2 separate regions of the Homo sapiens genome follow, and region 1 is linked to region 2. The links are chromatin contacts, found by Hi-C in ENCODE. All regions are on one chromosome and are shown on one strand. The core of a region is the stretch at or near the end of the contact, and the rest is flanking DNA. Distances in the headings are between cores, read along the strand shown.

Region 1 (6,915 bases), core at 1-2,500, 2.1 Mb after region 2:
ATATGAGTGGGGGAATGGGACAGAGTTTAACCTCAATCTGGGCCCCTATACCTTCCCAAGGCTACTGTCCTCCAAACCCCGCCTTTCACCTGGTCACAGAATTCAAAAACCAAAGTCAGCTTCTTGTCGCTGTGCAGGACGTCATGAAGCCTAGGGCAAAAGAAGGGCTCAGCCAGGCAGGTCCGCCTGACAGACGTCCAGTGTCAGCCCCCGCCTCCCCCAAGCGGCCACACCGGCAAGGAGCACCCGCCTCCCGCACACCTGACGATGTTCTTGTGCTTCAGCTCCTTGAGTAGGCAGATCTCCCGGAGGGCGGAACTCGGCACACCCTGCATATGTGAGGGGGCCGGTGGGCAGCAGTCAGATCCCACCCAGCCCAGGCCCTCAAACCCCTCCCCAGGCCGTATCCCACTCCCCAGTCCTACCTCATCATCGTCATCCAGCCTCACCCGTTTCAGAGCCACGATCTCATGAGTCTCCCGGTTTTTGGCCTTGAACACAGTTCCGTAGGTGCCTAGGGGAAGGAGGTCAGGGGTCAGGGTGAGGATGCGGCACTCTTCCCTAAGCCAGGAAATGCCTCCTGAGAGAGGTGAAGGCAGCGTCTCAGTATGCAAGGGAAGGGATTCAGGGTGAAGGTAGGTTGGTGAGCTTTGTGAGTGAGGATGTGGCAGGTGGGGAGGGAGGAGAAGGTGCCCACCGAGGCTCCAGGGGCTCGGCAGGAGGGGCGAGTGCGGTTGCCAGGGCAAGGATGTCTAAAATGAAGGCGGTGCTCCGGAAGGGTCTGGAAATAGTGAGGAGGGGTCTGGGAGAGGACTGAGGGGCTGCAGAAATATTGAGGTTGGAGGTCTGCAGCAAGAAACGAGGCTGGGGGTCGGGGTGAGGTTGTCCAAGTGCTGCTGAGGCTGGGGTGAGAAATTTCAGGAAGTGTCGCGGTTGGGAGGTCGGGTCTACTGGGAACGCTAAGGTTGGAGTGAGAGCCCTGCGGGAAATGCTAACACGGGGAAGACTGGTGTCTGCACGGAGTGCTGAGCTAGGGGGCCAGGGCTGCAGCCGCTGCTGAGATCGGAGCCTGTAGGCATTGCTGACGGTAAGGGAGCCAGGGCTTCAAGGAATGCCGAAGGATCTGCAGAGGAGCTCTTGCAGGAACATCTCGAGATTCCATTACCTTCCCCAATCTTTTCCAGTTTCTCGTATTTCTGCATCGCGGCGGCCGCGGGGACCCCTGCGGGCCCTCGGTTTTAAGACTCTGGCCCCGGCGTTGCAGAGGAGGCGGCACCTGAGCCTCCAGCCCCGCCCCGTCTGCCCGCGCAGGGCCTTCTGGGGCTTGTAGTCCTAAAACGACTAGGTCTCCCCGCAATGCCCGAGACCGAGGACAAGAAGACTACAACCCCCAGCCGTCTGCGCTCACGCTCTCTGCAGCACTCGACTCCAGGGCTCCGTTTCTACCGCGGAGGCAAACCTTGGACTTCAAGTCCCAGGAAGCAACGCGTGTCCGTTTTCCGGGCGCCCCGCCGCGGCGCCGTGGTTCCCAGTGTGCCCCGCTGTTGTTATTCCTTTTATGTGCTCCCAGCCCTCTTGAAAAGGGCCGCTCCGGGACTACGCGTTCCAGAATGCAGCGGAAATGGGGGCGGAGCGCTCTCGGTTAGGGGTTTGGGGTTTGGCGGCCTAGATCCCGGGCACTGGCGGCCCAGCGCTGACCTGGTTGGTGGCATTGTGTTCCCAACGGCCTCTTGACGACCTCAGCACGGGTTTCCACCTCTCCCCAAGCCACCTAGTGACCCCAGAATTGACTGGGGAATGCCTGTGAGCGATGATGACCTCACAGGGAACAGCTGACCGCAGGGCTGGGAGAACAGCTGTGCCCCTTCGAGGCTGGATTTTAGTGGAGGGACACACGCCAAAGACCCCCTCTCTGCTGAGCCCCGTTTGTTGTCTCGGAGCCCACCCGACTCTAGCCGCTGAACTCTGACATGCTGAGGAAAACTGGGTGGAGCCCTGGGGGTCCCCCTCAGACCCCAGTCTCCGGAACAGGGCCCACTGGAGTCAGCCAGGGTGTGGCAGGCAGGTTGGTTAACCCCCTCCACAGACAAGACCACAGACCGATGCTCAACTTGCAGCAGCCTCTGCCTCACCCCTTAAAGGAGCTGATTATAGATTCCCTTACGCTGCCTCTCTAATTGTCTCATGATTGCATTCTTGAGGGCTATGGACCGAGGGAAAAGGATCCCAAACAGCACTCCTCAGCACCGGAACCAGAGTTGCTGCTAAACACGTGTTAATTAACTCGTTTCTATCTGAATGCTTTTGCATACACAAGGGAAAAGAAGCAAAAAGTGTATTCCTTATCTGGAAGACTTTGTGATTTCGTTGGGCAAAAAAGAACTACACACAAAGGTCTTGAATGATAAGTGATGGCTCTGCCTAGGGTTCGGTTCAGTGTGGAGGTTCCATTCAAGAGGAAGGAGGCCAGCACAGCGAATCTCTGTCCCTCTCTGGAAGTGGAGAGCCTCTAACAAGTTACCCTCTCCCAGATCAGCTCAGGGTACCGGGCGGCCAGCCTCCAGCCCCTGTCACCCTTCTCACCCACTCGCCACCCGTCCCTCAGGGGCTTTCTTGGAGGCACGGGGGTTATTGAGGGGGGCAAGAGAATCTCAACCCCGATACGTTTATGTTTCGACTTCCCCGAATTTCCTTGTGCCTGCGTTTTGCTGCCTGGGATCCCTAGCGTGAGAAGGGCTCCTTTACACTCAGAGGTGCCGTAATGGAGCCAAGGGACGGCATCCTCGGGGCTCCCGAGCCCCGAGTGGAGAAGCTTGGGGCAGAGGGACGGCGGGGGCGGCCCCTGGTGCCGGGCTGTGCCTGGAAGCGCGCCCCCGCCCCGGCCCCCGCTCCCGCCTCCCCACCCGCGAAGGCGGGACCGCGCACGGTGCGCCGGGGGGCGCGCACGCAGGGGGCTGGCCTGCCCGCGGCGCGGGGGAAAGTTGAGTTGGGAGAAGTTGGGAGCGGCGGGGGCGCGCCCCGGGGTGGGCACGGGGCAGTCGTCGGGAGCGCGCGAGTGCGCCGGAGGACGGGGAGAGACCCCGAGACCCCCGGGGCACGAAGTCCAGAGCGAGCGGGTAGGCGGAGAGGTGGTGGCGGGGGACGGCCAGGGCCGCAGAGGGAGGAAGGGAGGGGGAAGGAGAGGGGGGAACTCGGGACTCGAGCGGGGAGGGAGTGGAAGTGGAGGAAAGGGCGGAGACTGGGGCGCGGGGAACCGCGGTCTTGGGGAGAAGGATGGGGAGGCGGATGGAGTGCTGGTCGGAAGCGGGCATTCCGGGGTCCCCTTCTCAGAGTTCCCTAAAGCCAGGGTGCCGCGCCCCCTGCCACCAGGAGGGGGTAGTCTCCCCGAGGCGCCGCCGGCCCTCCCACTCCCCGGCTGGCTCCAGACCACCCCTCCCCTCCGGCCCCCCCGCATAGTCCTTCAGTCCCGTCCGGGGCGCCCAGACTGGGGGTTGCCCGGGGCCCCCATCCCCAATCTCCGGGTTGAGAGGCGAAGCCAGGAAAGGCGGGTGGCGGGTAAGGTCGGACAAGGGGTCAGACAGAAGAGGGAGCAGCTGGGTGGGAATGGGAAAGATGAGCCCGGAGAGTTGGACCTGACTCCCGGGGTCGGTTTGTCCAGGCGGGAAGTTCTGTGCTGGGTGTGAGAGGCGGCACTGCCTGAAACCCAGGGTCTACTTTATCCCCCTTCGTTTCCCCCGCCAGCCCCACATGGAAGAGCTGCGGAATTTACGAGTTCACTTGGGGGGTGGTTAATGCCCAAGTGGGGGTCCGAGGTGCTAATCCCTTGGTCAAGGGGAGAGATACTAATCCTCTGGGCCGGTCGGGGCTGGTCCCGGGAATGTGCCCCTACCCGGATTATCGGCACCGATGCTCTGGACAGAAGCTGCTTTGTGTTCTGGGACAGCAGGGGAGGGGGTGCAGAGGAGTGTGGAGGAGCGCGACGAGGGCACAGCCTGAGGTGGGAGTGGGCGCCTGCAGGTGCTCTGGGCGGACTCTCCCCACACCCTTCCCAGACTGGGTGCACTCACGCTCACCCACACCACCCGCCCTGGCTGAAGGCCTGCTGAGGGGGAGGGGAAGAGCGTGGTTAGCCAAGTTGGAGTGCTTGCCAAGAATGTGTTGCCAGGCTCCCCATCCTGGGTGACCCCCCCAGACCTATATTGTTTGACGCTACACTGACTTGTCTTACTCCTAAGTCAGGCACCCCCAGTCCCCAGCAACACACTGGGAGCATGGGTTGTTGGGTACCGTCACTTTTTGCCAGTCTTGGGTGCCCCCTGTGCTGACCCGCTAGGAATGCGCCCCCTATTTGCAGGGATTGGGCTCCCTCCTGCAGCTCCTTCTCTGCCCCCACCACACAGTGTCCTCCCCAGACTCCCTACAGTCACAGTCAGGAGGGTGGCAGCACTGCCACTCAGATTTTCCTGGCTCCAGGCTCTAGAGGGGCGGGATCCAGACTGCCCCTCAGAGGCAGAACCTCAAGGTTGCGGTGCCCACCCCCTCCCAGCCCATCACATGCCCCTCCCCCATTATAAAGCTCTGCCCAGCCCATGCCCACCTTCTGTGCCTTCCTCTCTCTCAGTGAGTGAGTGGAGTTGAGCTCCTGCCCTCCACCCAGCCAGCCTGCTTCCCTCCTGCCGGTCCCCAAGGACCTGGGGGAGGGAAGCCTCCTGCCGGCCTGTACTGGGGAGGGGGCACCCCCTCCCTGCAGGGGCATCTTGGGCTCTCTCCAGAGTTCTTCCATTCGTCTGCTTCCTGTCTCGGCAGCCCGGCCCCGGCTCCACGGGGTGTCTCACCCTCCCCACCACACCCTCTCTGGTCTCAGGCCCACCTCTGGTGGGTGCCCTGACCCTGCGAGGCTCCGTTGTCTGCCTGGGCCTTCACTCCCCTCTTTCCCCAGCTCATTATCACTCCCTCCCTCATCTTTGTTGCTTTCTCTCCGGGCCTGGGCCTTGACTCCTTTCTCCCTCATTTTTCTTGCGGCCTTTCCCACCTCCTCTCTCCTCCTCCCTCTACTCAGCCTCTCGGCCCTTTTCGGCCCCCCTCGCCTCAGTCCTCTCCTGTCTCCTTGTTCTTCTCTTTTCTTCCTATAAATAACTCTCCTCTGTGCTGTGGCTGCCGCTAAGGGCCACTCTGAGGCCCTTCATACTCCAGGAGGATCCCCAGCAGCGCAGCCTGCGCGTGGTGGCTCCTGCCCTCCCAGGGCTCTCGATGGTGATCAGGCCTCTCCCCCATCCAGGTTATGCCTCCGCCTCGTTGCCCTGAAAGCCGCAGCGACAGCGAAAAGGGCTAAGATTCGGCCATGAGCAGCGCCCCTCGGCGCCCCGCCAAGGGCGCAGATTCTTTCTGTACGGTGAGTGTGGCCCCCAGGTCGCCAGCCCAACCTTCCCTCCCTGGGCAGCCTTGGGTGCTCCGGCCAAGGGTCCTCGCCAACCAGGGGTGTGAGCGTGTGTGAGTGTGGAGACTGGGAGGATGCTGCCATCCCTACCCTGACTTTGCATGATGGTCGTAGGGGGGGATGGGTAGTGGGGGTATCAGACGTCTTCCAGTCCTGGGGAGGGAGTTGAGGCTGTTACCTGAAGACCTAGGTAGCTTAGCCTCAGCGGTTGAGGAACTTTGAGAACCCTGGGTCTCTCACCCAGCAACCCGTCTCAGACCCGGCTGGCCTTAGAGGCGCAGGTCAAGTCTGCACGCGGGCCAGGGTTCTGGGCGGAGCTCGCCTGCCACGACTGGCCACGCCCCCTGCCCACGTGCCACCCAGGCCCGCCCCTCCCTGCCCCCACGTGGCCACCGCTCCACATGGCCCCCTTTGGATTTTCCTAAGGAGTCTTAATGATTAACCCCGTGCCACAATCAGCTCCGCTATTGGTCACACTGGCCCAGAGGGGCACGTGACTGGGAAGGGGCACAGGCTGGTCCCCTCCCCCTCCTTCTCAGGTTCACCCCTGCCGGCCATGGACTTCCTCCTGCGGCCTCAGGTGCGAGGGGTCTGCGACCCTCTCTCCCCATGGCGGCAAGCTCCCTGCGCCTCTCCCCGTCCCCTCGTCCCACGGGGCTGCTTCTGGTGGGAGTGGGGCTGGGCGCTTAGGGGAGCCAGGAGATGGACAGGAGCCTTCCTCACAGAGGGGAGAAGCCAGCCCCCTGGCCCGCTCACCTTCTCTTATCCGGTGTTCTGCCAGTCCCAGCTGCTCCAGTCCCCACCTCGCCCCTAAGACCCGCCCTTCACCCCAGCCCTCCCCGCGCTCTTCCTTGTTCTGGCTGCTGGCACCGCTATGGAGGGGGCTGCATACCCCCGCCCTTGGAGATCCCGATGCCCTTCAGGTCCAGAAGCTCTTGAGCAAATATTTGGCGGCGCCTGGAGCTGAGACCGTGGGTGGGTGGGGGGCTGGACCAAGGCTGCCTGGCCAGGCGGCTGCCGCTTAGCTGGGCTGAGCTCTTACAAGCGCCGCATTCCCTGCCGGCTGTGCCGGCCGGCCGCTGCTCCGCGCCCGCAGGATGACTCAGGTGGGGGCTGTGGGGGTGGGGTGAGGGGTGGGGCTAGGGACCTGGCCCAGGGCTCGGGCCGGGGGCCTGGGGGCTGGGGGAGCTCTCCTGGGGGCTGAAGGGCATCCATTCCGGTCCCTGCGGGGCTGGGTTTGTTTGACTCGGACAGGCTCTGGGTCGGTTAGCTTGGGCGCCGCCAGAAGTTACTTTTTGGGCTCAGCAGTTGTCCTCAGGCCAACTGGAGTTTCTTCACTATCTGTCATGTGAACTTCCCGGTTCACACGCCCTCCCTCCAGGCTGCAGATGGGCTGGACACACGGGATTTCTTCCACCTGCCCTGAACTGACTACACAGCCAAGGGGGCTGGGCTGGGATGAGGGTAGCTCAGAACCC
Region 2 (6,734 bases), core at 1,024-3,523:
CTGGACTGCAAAGAATATTAAATGAAATAGGTCATATGAAAATACCCTGTACCTTATAAAACACAATACAAATGTATTCCTTTGCAAATATCAAATGGTGACTATGGCCAATAGACTGTTACTCTCTTGCAATATCATTTAATTGCCATTATTCCTGAGATACAGTGACAGTCCTGTGTTCATAGCTGGTACGTGATCATAGCAACATCAGTTGGCTTGAACAATCACTGTAATTAAGGCATATCTATTATTGAAGAAGCAGCAAGCTAGCTGTACGGGAAAAGCCTCGGGACTTAGATTGAGGAGACCCTTAAGTCTTGACTTCCTGATTCAGTTACCTCTCACCAGGTTCCCCCTCAACACCTGAGAATTACAATTCAAGGCCGGGTGTGGTGGTTTTTGCCTGTATTCCCAGCACTTTGGAGCCCGAGGTTGGCGGACCACCTGAGGTCGGGAGTTCGAGACCAGCCTGACCAACATGGAGGAACCCCGTCTCCACTAAAATACAAAAAATTAGCTGGGCGTGGTGGCACATGCCTGTAATCCCAGCTACTCGGGAGGCTGAGGCAGGAGAATCGCTTGAACCTGGGAAGCGGAGGTTGCAGTGAGCCGAGATCGCGCCATTGTGCTCCAGCCTGGGGAACAAGAGCGAAACTCCGTCTCAGAAAGAAAAAAAAAAAACAAAAAACCCCACAGGGAAGCTCTTGGGAAACCCACATGTGCCCTCAAGGTGCCTTGGGTTACTTTCACCTATAAGAAAAATTTAAATATTCTTTTGTTGTATACACATTTGTGGCAGTCACACTGTACTGCAACACCACCACAATCTCATCAAACAACACTTTGCCTCGAGGCTGTTAGGAATGTATACTTCCATGTAGCGAAGAGGGAAGGAAGATCAGTGTAATGACCCTTTGTTTCTGATGAGGAGGCAGCTGCGTGGCTTTCTAAAGGCTACATAAGAACCTAAGGGCTGAACCAGGATTAGAAAGTGGCTCTGGTGCCTCACGTGGTGAGCATCCCGCAATGTACTCTGCCCTCTTCCGCCTTCTCTATTTTCAAACTCTTGGACTTGGTTTGTCTTCCTCCAAAATACTTTCTCTCTGAAAATGTTCACATCTCTTAGCTTCAAAACTTAACTGGATTGTCGACTTTGAAATGCCTCTTAATTTTGTCCATTGAGTGTTGTATCATCAAATACCAGTCCTTAATCCTACTGATATTAAAACATTAAAAAAATCCTGGCCGTGCGCGGTGGCTCACGCCTGTAATCCCAGCACTTTGGGAGGTTGAGGCAGGAGGATCACTTGAGGTTAGGAGTTCAAGACCAGCCTGGCCAACATGGCGAAACTTCGGTCTTTACAAAAATAGAAAAATTAGCCAGGCGTGGTGGCGCGCGCCTATAGTCCCAGCTACTCAGGAGGCTAAGGCAAGATAATCGCTTGGACCCACGAGGCGGAGGTTGCAGTGAGCCGAGATCACACCACTGCACTCCAGCCTGGGTGACAGAGACTCCAGCCTGTCTCAAAAAAAAAAAAAAAAAAAAAAAAAAAGAAAGAAAAGAAAAGAAAAAGTACAAGAAAAAGAAAAACCCCTATTCACCCTCATCCCATTTCCTGTCTTTGATCTCTTAGGACATACTATACCATCTTTACCAATAATTGGTCCGTAGTATCTATTACTATTTATTTGATTTTTGTTTTCTTTTTCCTTCTTGTCTGTGATGGGTTTTCCCAAATTTACTGTTTGTTTCTGGAAGAAAAGAATAGTACTTCGTTTTCCCCCTGTATTCCATGCTTTATTTAATGATGCTGACTTTCAACATTTTAAAATTGAGATGAAAACAAGAAACGAGGGATGCCAGGAGAGTGGAAACTCTCGTAAAAGACTAGTCAAGTGCAGTAGTGAGAAGGGGGGAAAGAGTAGAACAAGGAGTTCGATCTGTAACTGACTGTGAACAATCAATTGAGATAACTCACTACCTTCGGACCAGCCAATAAGTCCTCCTACTGTTTGAACTATTTAAAGCCCCCAAATTTGTTCATTTTCCCCTTACAGTGATATTCTGGTTTCAGTTTACTGATGACTATATTTACAATATTAATGATATATATATACTCTAAGAATTCCCTGGCACATCTATTTATCAATAGCTGGAAAAACGTACTGAATAACAAGAATCAGACGTGTTGCTAAGCATCCTGGGAAAGAGATATGCAAAATTAGCATTTCGTCATCAGGGCGTCTTTCCCCCGGTTTGTCTTGAGTGGCTCAGCCACCGCAAGGTACCAGAGAGCCGCCCAATCTGCGCTGGCCTCCTTTATCTGTTTGCTGTGTGACCCTCCGGACAGCTCTGTGGGACCTGGAGGAAACTGTGAGCCCTACAGATAAAGTCTGTGCTTCCAGCGTCGGTAAATCCCAGCAAGCGCCACTACCTGGAGGCTGACACTTTCCCATCTTGGCAGTCAGCTCCCTACAGAGGTGCTTCTCCCACTGCCCAAGATCCCTGCCTCCTCCTTAAACCCCAACTGATAGAACAGAAACCACCACCTAAGGAACGTGAAGGGGAAGCATCTGAAACACCAGAAGATCTTGGATTGTTCCTGAGGACTTCAGAATCTACAGGGACAAAAGGCAGAAGCAGGAAGTCCGAAGTAAAGATGACTAAGAAAAGGCGGGTGGAAAAGATTTCTGTGAAAGTGTCAGAGGCAAAGCTCTGAAAGACCTGAAACTCATGCCGAAAGCAAAGAACAGCAAAAAGACAGTAGGGATGTGTCTGGAGCAACAAGGATCGGGCTGTTCCTGGGGCAGCCGAATTCACAGCTCTGTTTTACTCCTAATGGAGGATCTTCCTGCTGCAGCGGCGAGTAGACCTTACTGTAAAGGTGCAGGCAAGGGGAGGGGAAGGGCAGGCAGCTGCCCATTGGAGTTCACATCTCCAAGCCTGAGAAAATGTGTTCCTGGATGCCCCAAGCCAATGGAAAAGCAGAATCATTGACTATGTTTGACTCCTTCTGGTACCTAGCACAGTATCTGGGACACAGCAGGTGCTATGTAAATGTGTTGAGTGAATGAATGAATGAATGCCATTGAGGAGAATGAATAACCCCAGAAAACTAGACATGGGTAGATGTTGTCCTAATTTCAAAAGAGGGGAAAATGAGAGTGAGAGTTTCATAAATGACAATCTCTAAACGATGTTGCTCTCTAGCAAAATTCTAGAATGGATTATTTTAAGAACAAAGCAGGTAAACATTGGCAGCCAACTTGAAATTAATAAGAAAAAGGTGTGCGCCAGAATAGTTTTATTTCCTTTTGTTTTTCATTGTACAGCTTGATTTGACTAAGTTGTTTATACCTTTCACTCTGCCTTTGCATGCACTGGGGGTGATCTAGTCTACTATGTGGACTGGAAGTCCACCCAGTGGCCAGGCTCAGAGGCAGGGAAGGGGGGTTGGTGCCATTCTGGGAGAGGAGGTTTCTGGGGCTGTTTCTCAGCCAGATCCTGTCTCATCTGTTTCCAACAACCCCACAAATGAAGACACTGAAGCTGACTAATCAAATTGACTGATGCCCCAATAGGTGTCATGATATGCAGTGAGAATCCGGCAGGCATTAGAGATGAACAGCACGGGCTGCAGCCACATTATCTCAGCTTGAGTCCTAGTTTTCACCAGCTACTAGCTAGCTATCTCTGGTCAAGTCACTTACCTTGCTTGAGCCTCAGTTTCTCCATCTAGAAAATGGTCATAATCGAAGTATCTATCTTATAGGGTGTTGGGAAGATTAACTGAGAAGCCACATAGAGTTTACTGGCACATTAAAAAAAGAAACTATAAGAATGTTAGCTGTCCTTTTGCACGGCAAAAGGAACAGTAAGCAGAGTAAACAGACAACCCACAGAGTGGGAGAAAATCTTCCCAATCTATACATCCGACAAAGGACTAACATCCAGAATCTACGAGGAACTCAAATTAGCAAGAAAAAAACAATCCCATCAAAAACTGGCCTAAGGACATGAATAGACAATTCTCAAAAGAAGATATACAAATGGCCAACAAACATATGAAAAAGTGCTCAATATCACTAATGATCAGGGAAATGCAAATCAAAACCACAATGCAATACCACATTACTCCTGCAAGAATGGCCATAATAAAAAAAAAATCAAAAAAATAATAGATGTTGGTGTTGATATGGTGAAAAGCGAACACTTCTACACTGCTGGTGGGAATGTAAAGTAGTACAACCACTATGGAAAACAGTGTGGAGATTCCTTAAAGAACTAAAAGTAGATCTACCATTTGATCCAGCAATCCCACTACTGGATATCTACCCAGAGGGGAAAAAAAAAGTCATTATATGAAAAAGATGCTTGCACATGCATGTTTGTAGCAGCACAATTCGCAATTGCAAAAATATGGAACCAGCCCAAATGCCCATCAACCAACAAATGGATAGAGAAACTGTGGCATAGGGCTGGGCGCCGTGGCTCACGCCTGTAATCCCAGCACTTTGGGAGGCTGAGGCAGGCGGATCACGAGGTCAAGAGTTTGAGACCATCCTGGCCAACATGGTCAAAGCCTGTCTCTACTAAAAATACAAAAATTAGCCGAGTGTGGTGGCGTGCACCTGTAGTCTCAGCTACTTAAGAGGCTGAGGCAGGAGAATCGCTTGAACCTGGGAGGCGAAGGTTGCAGTGAGCCAAGATCACACCACTGTACTCCAGCCTGGCAACAGAGCAAGACTCTGTCTCAAAAAAAAAAAAAAAAAAAAAAAAAAAAAAAAAAAAAAAAGAAAGAAAAAAAAGAAAAAAGAAACTGTGGCATATATATACAATGGAATACTACTCAGCCATAAAAAGGAGTGAATTAATGGCATTTGCCGCAACCTGGATGAGATTGGAGACTATTATTCTAAGTGAAGTAACTCAGGAATGGAAAACCAAACATTGTATGTTCTCACTTATAGTGGGAAATAAGCTCTGAGGATGCCAAGGCATAAAAATGATACAATGGACTTTGGGACTTTGTGGGGGAAAGGGTAGGAAGGGGATGAGGATTAAAAGGCTAAAAATTGATTTCAGTGTATATTGCTCTGGTGATGGGTGCACACCGAAATCTCACAAATCACCACTAAAGAACATACTCATGGCCGGGCGCAGTAGCTCACGCCTGTAGTCTCAGCACTTTGGGAGGCCGAGGCAGGCGGATCACGAGGTCAGGAGATCGAGACCATCCTGGCTAACATGGCAAAACCCCGTCTCTACTAAAAATACAAAAAAAAAATTAGCCGGGCATGGCGGTGGGTGCCTGTAGTCCCAGCTTCCTCTCATGCTATGTAGATGTCACACCTGGTCCAACCCATCTTTGGGTCCCTGGTAAATCAGACACCGCCTCCTCAAGCCTGCCTATAAAATCCGGTGCACTCCACTGAGGTCTGGAGGTCCCATTTGGGTGCACCTCTCTCTCGAAAGAGACAAAGCTGTTCTCTGGGCCGGGTGGGGTGGCTCACACCTGTATTCCCAGTGCTTTGGGAGGCCGAGGTGTGCAGATCACATGAGGTCGGGAGTTTGAGACCAGCCGGACAAACATGGAGAAACCCCGCCTCTACTAAAAATACAAAATTAGCCGGGCATAGTGGCACATGCCTGTAGTCCCAGCTACTCGGGAGGCTGAGGCAGAAGAATGATGTGAACCTGGGAGGCGGAGCTTGCAGTGAGCCAACATCGCACCACTGCGCTCCAGCCTGGGCGACAGAGCAAGACTCTGTCTCAAAAAAAAAAAAAAAAAAAAAAAAAAAAAAAAGAACTTACTCATGTAACCAAATACCACCTGTTCCCCCAAAATCTATGGAAATAGAAGCTTTTAAAAAATTAAAGGCTGGGTACGGTGGCTCACGCCTGTAATCCCTGCACTTTGGGAGGCCAAGGCGGGCAGATCACCTAGGGCAGGAGTTCAAGACCAGCCTGGCCAACATGGCAAAACTGTCTCTACTAAAAATACTAAAAGTAGCTGTGTGTGATGGTGCATGCCTGTAATCCCAGCTACTCGGGAGGCTGAGGTAGGAGAATTGCTTGAACCCGGGAGGCAGAGGATGCAGTGAGCCAACATCACGCCACTGCACTCCAGCCTGAGAGACAGAGAGAGCCTCCATTTCAAAAAAAAATTTTTTAAAAAAGAATGTTAGCTCTCAGGGTTCAGAATCATTTTTCCTGGCTGACTGGACACAAGCTAACAAGAAACAGACATAAACTAACAAGGTAACAGACATAAATTATCAGAGCTGAAGTTTCCCTTTTCAGTTAAAAAACAACAAATCTGACCAAGTACCAGATAAGAGAATCCCACACAGTAAAAATGCAAATACTTGTGTAGTTTCACAGAAGGCTGTCATTGTCCCTGAAGTCTGTTCTCACTGGGTGGAACCCAGGGCCCAGGGGTCAGTTTGGGGTCCCATATTTTAAAAAAGACGTCAACAAAGAAGAACTGCCCAGGGCAAGGTGAGCAAGATGGTGACACACACTTCCTCCAGGTGAGTGATTCTTGACTTTGCAAAAATGCTTTCAACTAACAGTTTGGTGGTTCCTCAAAAAGTTAAATACAGAACTACCATATGACCCCAAATTTCCACTCCTAAGTATATACCCCAAGGGGCAGAAAACATGTCCACACACAAGTCTGAGCACAAATGTTCACAGCAGCACTATTCACAATAGCCAAAATGTGGAAACA

Evidence for each region. A loop is a pair of places that touch in the nucleus more often than their neighbours do. Pooled maps may share reads with other maps.
Region 1: a loop to region 2 is called in a map of CD8-positive, alpha-beta T cell, with 18 times the contacts of the local background. The contact joins the promoter of CDK5 here to the promoter of GHET1 in region 2. A Hi-C loop is called at or near these places in 2 of 168 maps with a recorded cell type or tissue (CD4-positive, alpha-beta memory T cell and CD8-positive, alpha-beta T cell) and 5 of 50 pooled maps.

What each region holds. Positions count from the first base shown.
Region 1 is chr7:151,056,647-151,063,561 of GRCh38, forward strand. It overlaps CDK5 (cyclin dependent kinase 5), which reads right to left and starts at 1,251. Exons shown (of 12, transcript NM_004935.4): 1 at 1,166-1,251; 2 at 426-514; 3 at 262-329; 4 at 90-150. The coding sequence starts at 1,202. It overlaps SLC4A2 (solute carrier family 4 member 2), which reads left to right and starts at 2,943. Exons shown (of 23, transcript NM_003040.4): 1 at 2,943-3,116; 2 at 5,279-5,392. The coding sequence starts at 5,342. It overlaps LOC128092247, which reads left to right and starts at 5,282. Exons shown (of 1, transcript NM_001414898.1): 1 at 5,282-5,332. The coding sequence starts at 5,282. The coding sequence ends at 5,332. RefSeq lists enhancers at 522-1,055, 1,014-1,143, 1,474-1,523, 1,674-1,953, 2,034-2,083 and 2 more and silencers at 2,817-3,006, 3,047-3,636.
Region 2 is chr7:148,985,254-148,991,987 of GRCh38, forward strand. It overlaps GHET1 (gastric carcinoma proliferation enhancing transcript 1), which reads left to right and starts at 2,274. Exons shown (of 1, transcript NR_130107.1): 1 at 2,274-4,176. It also overlaps RNY1. RefSeq lists a silencer at 1,921-1,990 and enhancers at 2,133-2,633, 2,201-2,250, 2,571-2,620.